Regions from separate parts of the Homo sapiens genome. Here region 2 is linked to region 1. Evidence: chromatin contacts called from ENCODE Hi-C data. All regions are on one chromosome and are shown on one strand. Each heading gives the region's core, a stretch centred on a gene start or an enhancer-like site at or near the end of the contact. The rest is flanking DNA. Distances are from core to core; before and after follow the strand shown. Region 1 overlaps HMCN1 (hemicentin 1). Region 2 overlaps HMCN1 (hemicentin 1).

Region 1 (6,101 bases), core at 1-2,500:
GATGGCATAAAGATATGGATTTTCTTTTATCAAATTACCTTTGGATATTGAAGCATGAATTTTAAAACCCAGTGTCTCTTCTATCTGGTTATAGTCAGATTCCACAGAGGATGCATGAAGTGTTTCAACCAAGAAAGGCATTCTTCCCTGTGCCTGATCATAGAAAACGGTGTGGTTCCATGTGTATGGGATGCTGATGCCATCAATGGTGAACAGCCGGGTTGAGTAGGCGTACAGCTGCCCAGGACCTGTTTGAATGTAGTCCTCTGTGTAATCCTAAGGAGAACAATGTGGATTTGAAGATCAATATGGCTCATACTAATTTTTTTCCCTTAAGGGGACTATGAAATGCAGAATGAGCGGGGAAAAAGGATTAGGAGCTAAAAAACACACATCATGCATGATGGTAAACATTTAATATGTGTTAACTTTTAATCCTAATTTAATACCTATAGCTTTAATACCTTAAAGCTATAAGGTAGCTTTAAATTGCCATAGTTTGCAGACTAGAAAAATAAGTTTGTAGAAATTAAGCAACTTTCTCATCATTACATTGGTACAAAGTGGCGGAATGAGGATCTGAATGTGGATCTGCTTGGCATCAAACACTATGTTCTTTTATTTATTGCCTCCTTCATGAGAAAATGTATAGGGGCTAATAAAACTTGTATAATAATTGTACAGTAGTGTTCAGGAAATAACATAAAGTTTGAACCCTTTAATTATAACATAGTTGTTTCATAATTTTGCTGTCATAAATTTCAGTTTAATAAGAGACTCAAAGTTATAGGTCATGAATAAACAAAGATGTGAAAGGGCGATTGTTATCCTTTAATTTCTGAAATATTTTATGGATGATACACAAAAACGTTTATGCAAGAATTACTATCCTCTTTGTCTAAAGAAAATTAAACAAATGCCTTACATCAAGTATTTGATCTTGGTCCTGATAGGGAGGGTGGTAAAACCATTAAGAGAGTTTGTAAAAACTTGTCCCTGAAGATTTTTAAACAAAGATCAGATAGTTATTTATAGCCTTGGTAGTTTGGACATTTTCCCCCACAGAGTGAACAAGTTATCTGTGCTCATTCTATGGACCTTTCACTCATCATTACTCTAATAAGCAGCAAAGACAAGTTATCCTGGCATTTTACCTTTACAGTGACTTCAGCAGGTGACTGAAGCTGTAGGACATAGCCACTCACAACGATATCTAGCAGCAAAGAACCATCGGAATCCAAGCCCCGGGCAATATGACTCATCTGCAAGATTTCTCCTGGGAATTACAAGACATTCATTTTGACAGCAAAAAAATATGGTTTCTGTAAGCACAGAGCAGATTTACCTTACATACCAGTTCAGCTATGCTTTTTGAGTTCAAACTTGAATAAGTATAGATGATGAGAACTGAAATAGCACTTAACCTCCCAATTAAAGAGTTAGGTTTATTGAATTCAGTTTCTTTTAACATTTCTTTTTATGTAGCAAAAATGTGGCAAACGGTTACACGAATTTCATACTTTAAATTCACAGGCAATAACAAAGCACTCTTATAAAAATGAATTGTCTGTGACTGGCAAAAACCACTAGTCTGGCCACAGTGCTTTGTTCTTTCTGATGCTTCAAAAAGTAACAAAGGACATCTGAGTAAGTGGATGCCCATGAAAAGAACCAATTGTCTTCTCCACTGATTAAATGTTGATTAAAGATAAGCCGTCCTCAAGCCCCTCTTCCTTAAAGGTCACTGCTATTGAGGCTGACCAACTGTGAAGAGGCTTGAAATGGAGCTCTCTAAACATCTGTATGTACATGGAAAGGGTCATGAATAGCTAACCCATACTCCTTAAGACTAGGGATGAGTGAAAAGCCTTTAGGTTTGCTTTGTTTCTATCTTTTTCATAAAGAACTGCTATAAAGTATCCTAATTGGATCTTGGTTTAAAGACAAAGAAGGTCTTTAATTAATAACAGTAACTCATTTTCCTTCTTTGTTTGGTCTTTAATATCCTCTCTATGGATTTAAAGAGAAAATATTTTTAAAAAGAAGAAAAGAGGAGAGGAGAAAAACTTTTAGGGTATAAAATGACTGCTTGAGAACACATGACCTCTTATGATCTTATGTTAGTACAAGTTTACAGGAAAACATGAAATTGCTTTTATATCACTTATAAGATTGCGTAAAAAGTTTCAAATTATTCTATGTGGGAACACGTATTTTTCTTAATCACCTATCTTCATGGCACTTTTTATAGTAATAGAATATTAAATTCAGCTGACACTAACCAGTTGCAAATTCCACTTGAGTTTCTCTTTTGAAGACTGCATTGGTGAGGGTAAAGCCATTGACTGCTTCTCCTATTTCCTTTGCTGTTGTCCAATAAATGGGATTTAGAATAGAAACTATCTTTCTCATTGCTGAACCTAAAGAAAAAAAAGGATAAATAAGGTGATAGCAAAATTTTTAGTCTATTTTATTGTCTTCATAGCATATTATTCACAAGGATGAATTCTAAATAATGTTGAATACCAGAAACAAATACCAGTACCTCATGTATGTTTGTTTAAAAGCTTACCATACTTATGAGTTAGTAGTAGCATTCTCTAGAACTTTAATGGAAGTAATAAGATGAAGAATAATATATAAGTTTTTAAAAAGAGGCTTGAGGCAAAGACTTACCAAGACTACGAGGTACATTGGTAATTTTGGCACGTATTATTCTAGTATCAGAGTTAGGGCTATCAGTTATTGTGGCATTAAGGAAAGCAATTCCAAATTCAACATCATTAATATTTCCAATAACACTTCCTCTGGCTCGCTGGGGCCCACCTATTGGGGGAAAAAAAAACATTCCTGGATAAGGATGCAATTTCATCAACATTACATGGGAGAAAAGAGGGCCAGTATTCAGAGATGCTACAAATCTTTTCTCAAACATCAAAAAGGTCATATGACATCTGAATTTAATAGTGAAATAAATAAGCTTTTAAAACATTCTACTTTCACATAACAACCATCATCACCCATAAATCTAAGATCCTTCTAATCTGTGCACATCATAGTGTTATTAATATTTCATAAGCCAAAGAATACAATCAGTGTCCAGTCCCCAAACTAAAAATAAAGAATATGTTGGTGGTGGTGATGACAATGAGAGTTTATTGAGCATGTCATGCATGATGGTAAACATCTAGTATGTGTTAACCATTTTAATCCTATCAACAATTCTATAAGGTAGCTTTAAGTTTGTAGAAATTAAGCAACTTTCTCCTTATTACATTGCTAGACAGTGGCGGAATGAGGATCTGAATGTGGATCTGCTTGGCATCAAACCCTGTGTTCTTTTATTTGTTGCCTCCTTCATGAGAACATCCAGGAAAAGGAGAGACTTCATCAACAAAACAGCTTCTAGGCCACTGCCAATGTAAACGTGGATTATCTAAGGACGTTGTTCAGTCTTGGGTTTTAGAGTGAGGGTTTATCAAGTTCTTCATATTACAAATATACTGAAAGATGCTTAACTTGAGAGAGACTGTGCTTTTGCCAGTGCTATAAAATTCATACCAAGGTAATCTGGTTGCAAAACAATTATAAATTTTTAAAAAAGGGCCTCAACATTAATTTTATGCCTTCTTTCTATTGTTCAACAAAATTACTGGTGACTAGCACAGAATAGGTGGTTAATGAATGTTTTTCAAAATGAATTTCATGCTTTGACAAGAGAAGGCAACATACTGGGAAGTAGCTGATAGTCAAATCCATAAATATTCATTATCTGATGTATTTTAATACATTTTAAAGCAATCACTAGGAATTTCAGATACTGTTATGTACAAGCATATTTAGTTTTATCATACTTTGCTTTGTTGCTCTTTGCAGACACTGCGTTTTTTTTACAAATTGAAGGCTTGTGGCAACCGTGTGATGAGAAAGTCTACCGGTACCATTTTTGCAACAGCCTTTGCTCACTTTGTGTTCCTGTGTCACATTTTGGTAATTCTTGCAATATTTCAAACTTTTTCATTATTATTATCTCTCTTAGGGTGTTCTGTGATCAGTGATCTTGGATGTTACTATTGTAATTGTTTTGGGGTTTCATGAACCATGCCCATATGAGATGGTGAACTTAATCAATGTTTTGTGTGTTCTGACTGCTCCATCGACCACCAGTTATTCCCTTGACTCTCTTCCTCTCCTCGAGCCTCCCTATTAGCTGAGACACAATATTGAAACTAGGCCAATTATTCACCCTACAATGGTCTCTAAGTGTTCAAGTGAAAGAAAGAGTCTCATGTCTCTCACTTTAAATCAAAAGCTGGAAATGGTTAAGCTGAGAGAGGCAGGCATGTAGAAAATTGATGTAGGCCAAAAGCTAGGCCTCTTGCATCAAAGAGTTAGCCAAGTTGTGAATGCAAAGGGAGAAGTCTTGAAGAAAATTAAAAGTGAACACACAAATAAGAAAGTGAAACAACCTTATTTTTTATATGGAGAAAATCTGAGTGGTTTGAATAAAAGATCAAACCAGCCACAATGTTCCCTTAAGCCAAAGCCCAATCCAGACTAAGGCCCTAACTCTCTTTAGTTCCACAAAGCTTGAGGTAGATGAGGAAGCTGCAGAAGACAAGAGGCTCAAGGACAGAAGCCATTTAAGTAACATAAAAGTGCAAGGTAGAACAGCACATGCTGATGTAGAAACTGGAGCAAATTATCCAGAGGTAGCTAAGTCACTGATAAAGGTGGCTACACTAAACAACAGATTTTCAATGTAGACAAAACAGCCTTCTATTGGAAGAAGATGCTGGCTAGGAATTTCATAGCTAGAGAAGTAAAATCAATGCCTGGCTTCAAAGCTCCAAAGAACAAACTGACTGTCTTGTTAAGGACTTACGCAGTTGGTGACTTTAAGTTGAGGTCAATGCTCATTGTGAAAATCCTAGGGCCCATAAGAATTGTGCTAAATCTACTCTGCCTCTGTGCTATAAATGAAACAACAAAGCCTGGATGACAGCACATCTGTTTATAGCATGGTTTACTTAATGTTTTAAGCCTATTTTTGAGACCTAACGCTCAGGAAAATAAAAAAAAAAAAAAAAGATTCCTTTCAAAGTATTACTGCCCACTGACATGTGAATGTTCACTGCAGAGGTCTAATGGAGATGTACAAGGAGATAAATGTTGCTTTCATGCCTAATACAGCATCCATTCTGCAGCCATGGATCAAAGAGTAATTTTGACTTTCAGGACTTATTATTTAAGAAATACATTTTCTAGGTCAGGTGCCGGTAGCTCACTTGAGGAGTTCAAGACCAGCCTGGCCAACATGGTGAAACCCTGTCTCTACTAAAAAAAAATACAAAAAATTAGCTGGGCATGGTGGTGGGCACTTGTAATCACTTGGAGGCTGAGACAGGAGAATCGCTTGAACCCTGGAGCCAGAGGTTGCAGTGAGCTGAGATCACGCCACTGCATTCGAGCCTGGGTGACAGAATGAGACTCTGTCTCAAACAAAAAAAACAGAAAGAAATATTTTCTAAGGCTATAACTACCATAGTGATTCCTTTGATGGATCTGGGCAAAGTAAATTGAAAACCTTCTGGGAAGAATTCATCATTCTAGATGCCATTAAGAATGTCTGTGGAAGGAGGTCAAAATATCAATATTAACAGGATATTGGAAGTTGATTCCCCCCATCATAGATGACTTTGAAGTTTCAAGACTTCAGTGGAGGAAGTAACTACAGAAGTGGTTAAAAGAGCAAGAGAATTAGAAGTATATCCTAAAGATGGGACTGAATTGCTACAATCTTATGATAAAACTTGAATGAATGGGGAGTTGCTTCTTACAGATGAACAAAGAAAATGGTTGTTTGATATGGAATCTACTCCTGATGAAGATGCTGTGAACATTGTTAAAACGACAACAAAGGACTTAAAATATTACATAAACTTAGTTGATAAAGCAGTGGCAGGATTTGAGAGGATTGACCCAAACTTTGAAAGTTTTACTGTGGGTAAAGTGCTATTTAACAGCATTGTCCACTACAGAGAAATCATTCATGAAAGGAAGAATCAATTGATGTGGCAAATGTCATTCTTGTCTTATTT
Region 2 (5,971 bases), core at 586-3,085, 50 kb after region 1:
TAACTCTTAGCTCTTTTCTTCCAGTTCCCTTTCTTCCATTCTCAGTGAAAAATGCAACAAAATATGATCAAATAATTTGTTATTCTACATTCAGAGGAATGATGATTATGGTAACAACAGCAACAGCAGGAACAATCCTAAGTCTTTTTTTGAAAGCATTTACTACATGCCTGTGGCACCAGTCTAAGCACATCATGTTGGATTATTTCTTTAAATCCCTCAGTGTATGAATGAGGCATGATTATTACTTTTATCCCCAGTTTATAAATGATGGCATTAGGGCTCAGATGGAGAATAATTGTAACATAAGGTTTGCCTTTACTAGTAGAATAGAAGATTGCTACAATAAGACATCCCAGACATACTTCTCTTTTAATATATTCACATTTCAGATCAGTTTTCTTAAACATAAACTAAACCAAGTCAATTTTATTAAACTGATCATTATTTGAAAAATTGTGTCTCTTCAGACTTCCATATCGGCTAGTTCATTTTGGAGATCAAAAGTGCTCTTTGAAACCTTATATATATGCATGTTGGATTGCTTTTTGCCAGTTCCATTAAGGGGTACATAGTATAAATTAAGAACTTTGGGAAATATACTAACACTTATAGCACTGTGAAAACTTGCAAAAGTTAATGGAAAGGTATCTTGCTTTCTTCGGAGTTTAATATGATACTGCTTTGTCTTCCTTTTAATCAAGTTACCCAATCATGCATATCATAGGACTAATCCATCCTGCTCCAGTTACACAGATCTGTGATATATAAGGATTCAAAGACATAATTTAACAAATCTCATATATTAGCAAGTGAGAAGTTTGACCTAACCTAAAATAATTCTATGAACTTTGACACTTACCTGAGCAGTAGAAATTCGAAGAACCTCTCCTCCTCCTAGAGTTTGCACTTGATCCGTCTGTGGAAGGGGCCGGCCATCTTTCATCCAGGTCATTTTAGGGGCTGGGATTCCAGAAGCAATGCAGGTAAGTTCAAGTGGGTTATTAACAATTACTGATATCTCTTCATGTTCTTCAGATCCATTAATGTGAGGTGGTTCTATTTAAAGGGAATCAAAAATAATAATAAACCCACAGTTTCATAAAATATTGCTCGTTAGAAAAACTTGAAAATCCAACACAAATTCACATTCACATGATAAAAATTGATTAGAACAAGGAAAGTGAAATAATTCCTAGATGTCATTACCATTTCTCATTGACACACTTTCAAAAGGGATGGATCATGCCTATGAGAGATAATGAAGTAAATGGCAATTCATTACCATGCAATTATTGAACAACAGTTCAAACTCAGTTAATTAGAACAGTCTCACTTGACTGAAAGATTTGAAAACAATAAAAACCAAACGCAGCTTGTACCACTTTTTTTTTTAGAGGGACTTAGCATATTATTATGTTTTTGTATCTTTAAATACCAATAGTTTCTACAAAAACAATGCGTGAATACTGTGGAATTTTGCTATCATCTTTTCCATGCAGAACTTTGAGAGGAAACAATGACTAAGCAGAAGAAAAAATAGTTACATTTGGAGATAATTTCTGTATAAAACACATTTGTTATGTCTGGATGGGAGTAACTTCCTCTTTTGTTACTTATACTTCTAAAATTACCTTTCTCAAGAGAAGGTCAAACAATCTAAACACTGGGAAGAAACATTTAAGGTTCTTTAGTCTAACTACTCCCAACTTTGGTAATTCCTTTAAAACACATTCCCCTTATGATGACCATTTGCGTTTTCTATGACACTTTCATAGTTCAAGTTTCCAGCTTACTATTTGACAAGGCAGCCAAAATAGCTGTTGGACAGCGCCAGGGGTTAGCAGGTTTGTTTTTCTTTCTTTTTTCTTTAATAAGGCACATAGTTTAGAACAGTGACTCATAGCAGAAGATCTGGAGTCTGAGTTTTAATGCTGGTGTCAACAATTATTAGTTTCATGGATTTGAGCAAATCTCTAAAATGGGGATACCAACATTATTTACCTAATAGGATCAGTGTGTGGCGTCAGTGAGATACATTATACACTTTTTTGTGTGTTTCTGTATCTATTTTACAATTAAAGGTTTTAAAAAACTTATTACTACTACAGTGTTTACTGCAACTGTTGGTATTATTAAAATCTGCTTCCTAAAATTTCTACCATCTGTTAGTCTCTGTTTTCCTTCTGGAGAAAGATAATATACTAAGTCAGTTCTCCTTCTTAGATTATAATGAAGTCAGCATTTCTACACCACTGTCCCACATGACCTCTTTTTACTTCTATCTATCTTACATATTGCTGTCAAAATACATTTTCTGAAGTGCAGTTTAATATTAATCTAAGATTTTCTGCTTAAAAGATTTTAATGGCTCCATGTTGCTTACTGGATTAAATAAAAACTCATCATGGTTTCCAAGACTTCCACAATATGGTCTAGATCTATCTTTGTCATTATTTAATTTTAACATACTTATATGTAACCTAGACTTCAAATCTCTCAACAAGCTTCGTCCTTTCTTGCTCCTCATAGTCCCGCAACTGAGAATGCCCAAGTACCATCACGGTTACATTGTCCTCAAGTTCATTTGTGAAAACTATAAATCATTTATTGATTCTCTGAACTAATTATAAAATGTCTATGCTTTTTCATTTTCGTATCAAGTTGTTTGTACTACTCAAAACACTTATCTAATTCCTGGTTTGCCATAGTCAATTATTTACTCCTCTTACTTCTCGGTTATTTAGTATATGTCAATCATCATGAATACAAAGATTAATAAGGCATGCTCACTGCCCCCACCCCAAAGTTTATAATCACTGGATTTAAAATAGTAGCAGCAGTAACAGTATTAACATGCTCTTGTGTAGTTCAAACCCCAGACTGTCCAGATCTTACCTGTGTTAAGTGATTGTGAACTATTTTACTCTGTGTTTTGTCCATATGTCTTGTACTTCGGGCAGAGTAAGAGTTGTCTATACTCCAATAACTCCAGAATTTATATTTCCAGCCTAGACTCTCTTCTGAGCTCCAGATTCATAAATGCAATTATCAAATAAACATCTCCATTTGGATGTTTGAAAATCACTTAAAACTCAACATGTATTCAGACTGAACCTATTGCCTTATTTCTCAAAACTTGTTTTTTTCCAGTATTTTCTGCATCTAAGTGATGAATTTACCAATTAGTCACATAAGCCAGAAACTAAGAGTCATGCTTGATACCTTCTTCATCACTCCCTTGTGTCCCAGTCTACAACCAAGTCCTAATACTTCCACTGTACTTATTTCCAGAATACACCTTTTTCTCTCATCTCCCTCACTCTAATTTGAGCTACAATACCATTTACTTAATGTTTTTTTTTTCTTCCTAGTTGTAGGTGCCTACCCAAAATTACTGATTTCTTTCTGATTAACAGACTCAAATTTTGTTGGGATTGTCAATGTGCTAAACAAATTACATTTCCTAGCCTCTTTAGCAGAGAGTAGATGGAGTGGATGGAGTGGTATATGACAATTCTGACCAATGAGATGTAGGTGGATGTGGTTTTGTGGGGCTTGTAAGAAAGTCTTAATTCTTTTCTAAAGGGGCAACACTTTGCCCTTCCTAGTTTCCTGCTCTATTGTTGCATCTAGAACAGCATCTAGTTATGCTAGGGGTGAGCAGATACTGCATTGATCACCAAACAACCATGTTGTAAAGGTTCAAAAGAACTGAAAATATTTGAACTGCTGAACCAATCCAACAACTGCCTACCTCCAGCCATCCCAGTGAGAAAAACAGAAGTACTGTGTTTAACCCACCATATTTCAACTCTGTAATTCACAGCCAAACACAATTCCTTATACTGGTCTCTCGGAATCCATTCTTGTCCTGGTCCAAGTAGCCTTGCATTTTATAGCCAGAGTGCTCTTCTCAAACTGTAGTTCTATTTGTTATTCCGTTTTTAGAACTTTGAATGATTTCTCATTGTTACAGGATAAAAAGCAGACTTCTTAATGTGGTCAAAAAAGTGCTCTATGACCTGGCCCTATGAAAACCCCCTATTTTGTAATATGCTGTCCCTTGTTTTCAGTGGTCTAGCCACACTGGACTTTTCAGAACCACTATACCATGATACCTCCCACCACATGGATAGAATTAAATAAAGAATATTTCCCCAAGTTAAGATGTTTGCATTCTGAGTGGTAGCACTGCTTCAAGTGAAGAACTTTTCAGAGTTTAATGGAATTAATTTTCAACATATGCTGAAATGCTAAAACTTCTCATCTTTCTTCTAAGCCAGTTTTCAAATCTGTTTTGAGAAATTATTATTCTTATAAACTCTTCAACTTTATTAAAGGCAGGCTGTTCTTTAAGAATTCCACTAAGAATATCATTGTTGTTTTTCTCCTTCATTTTCTTCATCCAGAAATGCACCAGTCTGTGATTCTGCTCCTGAGTTCTTTCTCCCCGCTCTCCCCCTCCCCCTGCCACATGCTAGACCAGGCCCCTGCATTTACAGGCTGTATGAATACAGCAGCCTCTTCAATTCATTTTTCACTCTGTCACTCTGTCAGAGGGATTTTTTGGAAACGAAATCTGGCTGTAAAATATTTCTCCTTAAGATTCTTCCATTGCCTTGGTAATGAGGTCCAAACTTCCTCAAAGTTCTCAGAGCTTTGCATAGTTTGGCATCTGCCCATATATAGTTCTTGTCTTGTCTCTTGCTACTCTTCCTCTTACACTCAGTTTCAGGGAGTGCAAATTGACAATTCAAATTGTATTACCTCCAGGTGAGAAATGTATATAAAATTCCCCACTCATCTCTACAGTCCTACTCTTCAGGGCTCAGATTTATGCTTGAGGAGATCGAATCTGAAATCTACCATCCCACAGAATGTTGTTTTATCCATATAATCCTCATTACACTGAAAAGTAATTACTTCTTTAGTATCTGTGTCTTCCACAGATGGAGGAAGTTGAGGGCTGAGATCATATCTTTCTTAGTGATGCATTTGCATGTTTGCCACACCACACATGTTCATAATTATAGTTAAATGATGGCTAGAAACATACCTGTCATATAACGTATATTCAATAATTAATACTTGATATGTGAATAATGAATGTACAGGATCACATTATGTCATCTCCTCTTACTCCTCATGTTCTGTGAATTGATGTACAGGAATTTGCTACCCAACCCCACCCTGCACCTCCCAGACACACAGTTTTTCTTTTTTCTCTCATTGACACATAATTATTATGCATCTTTAGGGAGTACAATGTGATGTTTCCATACATGTATACATTGTGTAATTATCAAATCAGGGTAATTAGCATTTCCATCACTTCAAACATTTATCAGTTCTTTGTGGTGAAAGCATTGAAATTCCTCTCTACTAGCTACTCTGAGATATACAATAGTATATTATTAACTATAGTCACCCTACTGTGCAATAGAACACCAGAACTCATTCTTCCTTTCTAATTGTAACTTTGTACCCACTGACCTACTCCCCCTGTCTCCCTTGTCTTTGGTAACCACTGTCCTATTCACTACTTCTATGAGATCAACTTTTTAAAATTTCACATGAATGAAATCATGTGGTATTTTCTTTCTGTGCCTGGCTAATTTCACATAGTTTAATGTTCTCCAGGTTCATCCATGTTGTCATAAATGACAGAATTTCATTCTTTTTTATGGCTGAATAGTACTGCATTGTGTATATCTACTACATTGTCTTTATTCATTCATCCATTGTTGAACATTTAGATTGATTATATATCTTGTCTGTTGGGAATAGTGCTGTGATAAACATGGATTTATTTGACATACTGATTTCATTTCCTTTGGATATATATCCAGTAGTGGGATTTCTGAACCATATGGTAGTTCTATTCTTAATTTTTTTAGGAACCTCTGTTTTCATAATGGCTATATTAACTTACAATCCCACCAACAGTGTGCAAGTGTCCCCTTTTCTC

The links. A loop is a pair of places that touch in the nucleus more often than their neighbours do. Pooled maps may share reads with other maps.
Region 2: a loop to region 1 is called in a map of mammary epithelial cell, with 6 times the contacts of the local background. The contact joins two enhancer-like sites. A Hi-C loop is called at or near these places in 4 of 168 maps with a recorded cell type or tissue (GM12878, GM18951, ascending aorta and 1 more), 1 of 37 single-sample maps with no recorded cell type and 2 of 50 pooled maps.

Annotation. Positions count from the first base shown.
Region 1 is chr1:186,147,925-186,154,025 of GRCh38, reverse strand. It overlaps HMCN1 (hemicentin 1), which reads right to left. Exons shown (of 107, transcript NM_031935.3): 94 at 2,677-2,826; 95 at 2,283-2,420; 96 at 1,155-1,276; 97 at 39-276. Among named protein-coding and RNA genes, the nearest start is that of PRG4, 150 kb to the left of the region's middle. RefSeq lists a silencer at 982-1,182. Within about 2 kb of position 1,250, at least 3 of the 41 ENCODE cell types and tissues checked have a DNase peak (open chromatin) inside an H3K27ac peak, as active enhancers do.
Region 2 is chr1:186,098,560-186,104,530 of GRCh38, reverse strand. It overlaps HMCN1 (hemicentin 1), which reads right to left. Exons shown (of 107, transcript NM_031935.3): 69 at 863-1,059. Among named protein-coding and RNA genes, the nearest start is that of PRG4, 190 kb to the left of the region's middle. Within about 2 kb of position 1,835, at least 3 of the 41 ENCODE cell types and tissues checked have a DNase peak (open chromatin) inside an H3K27ac peak, as active enhancers do.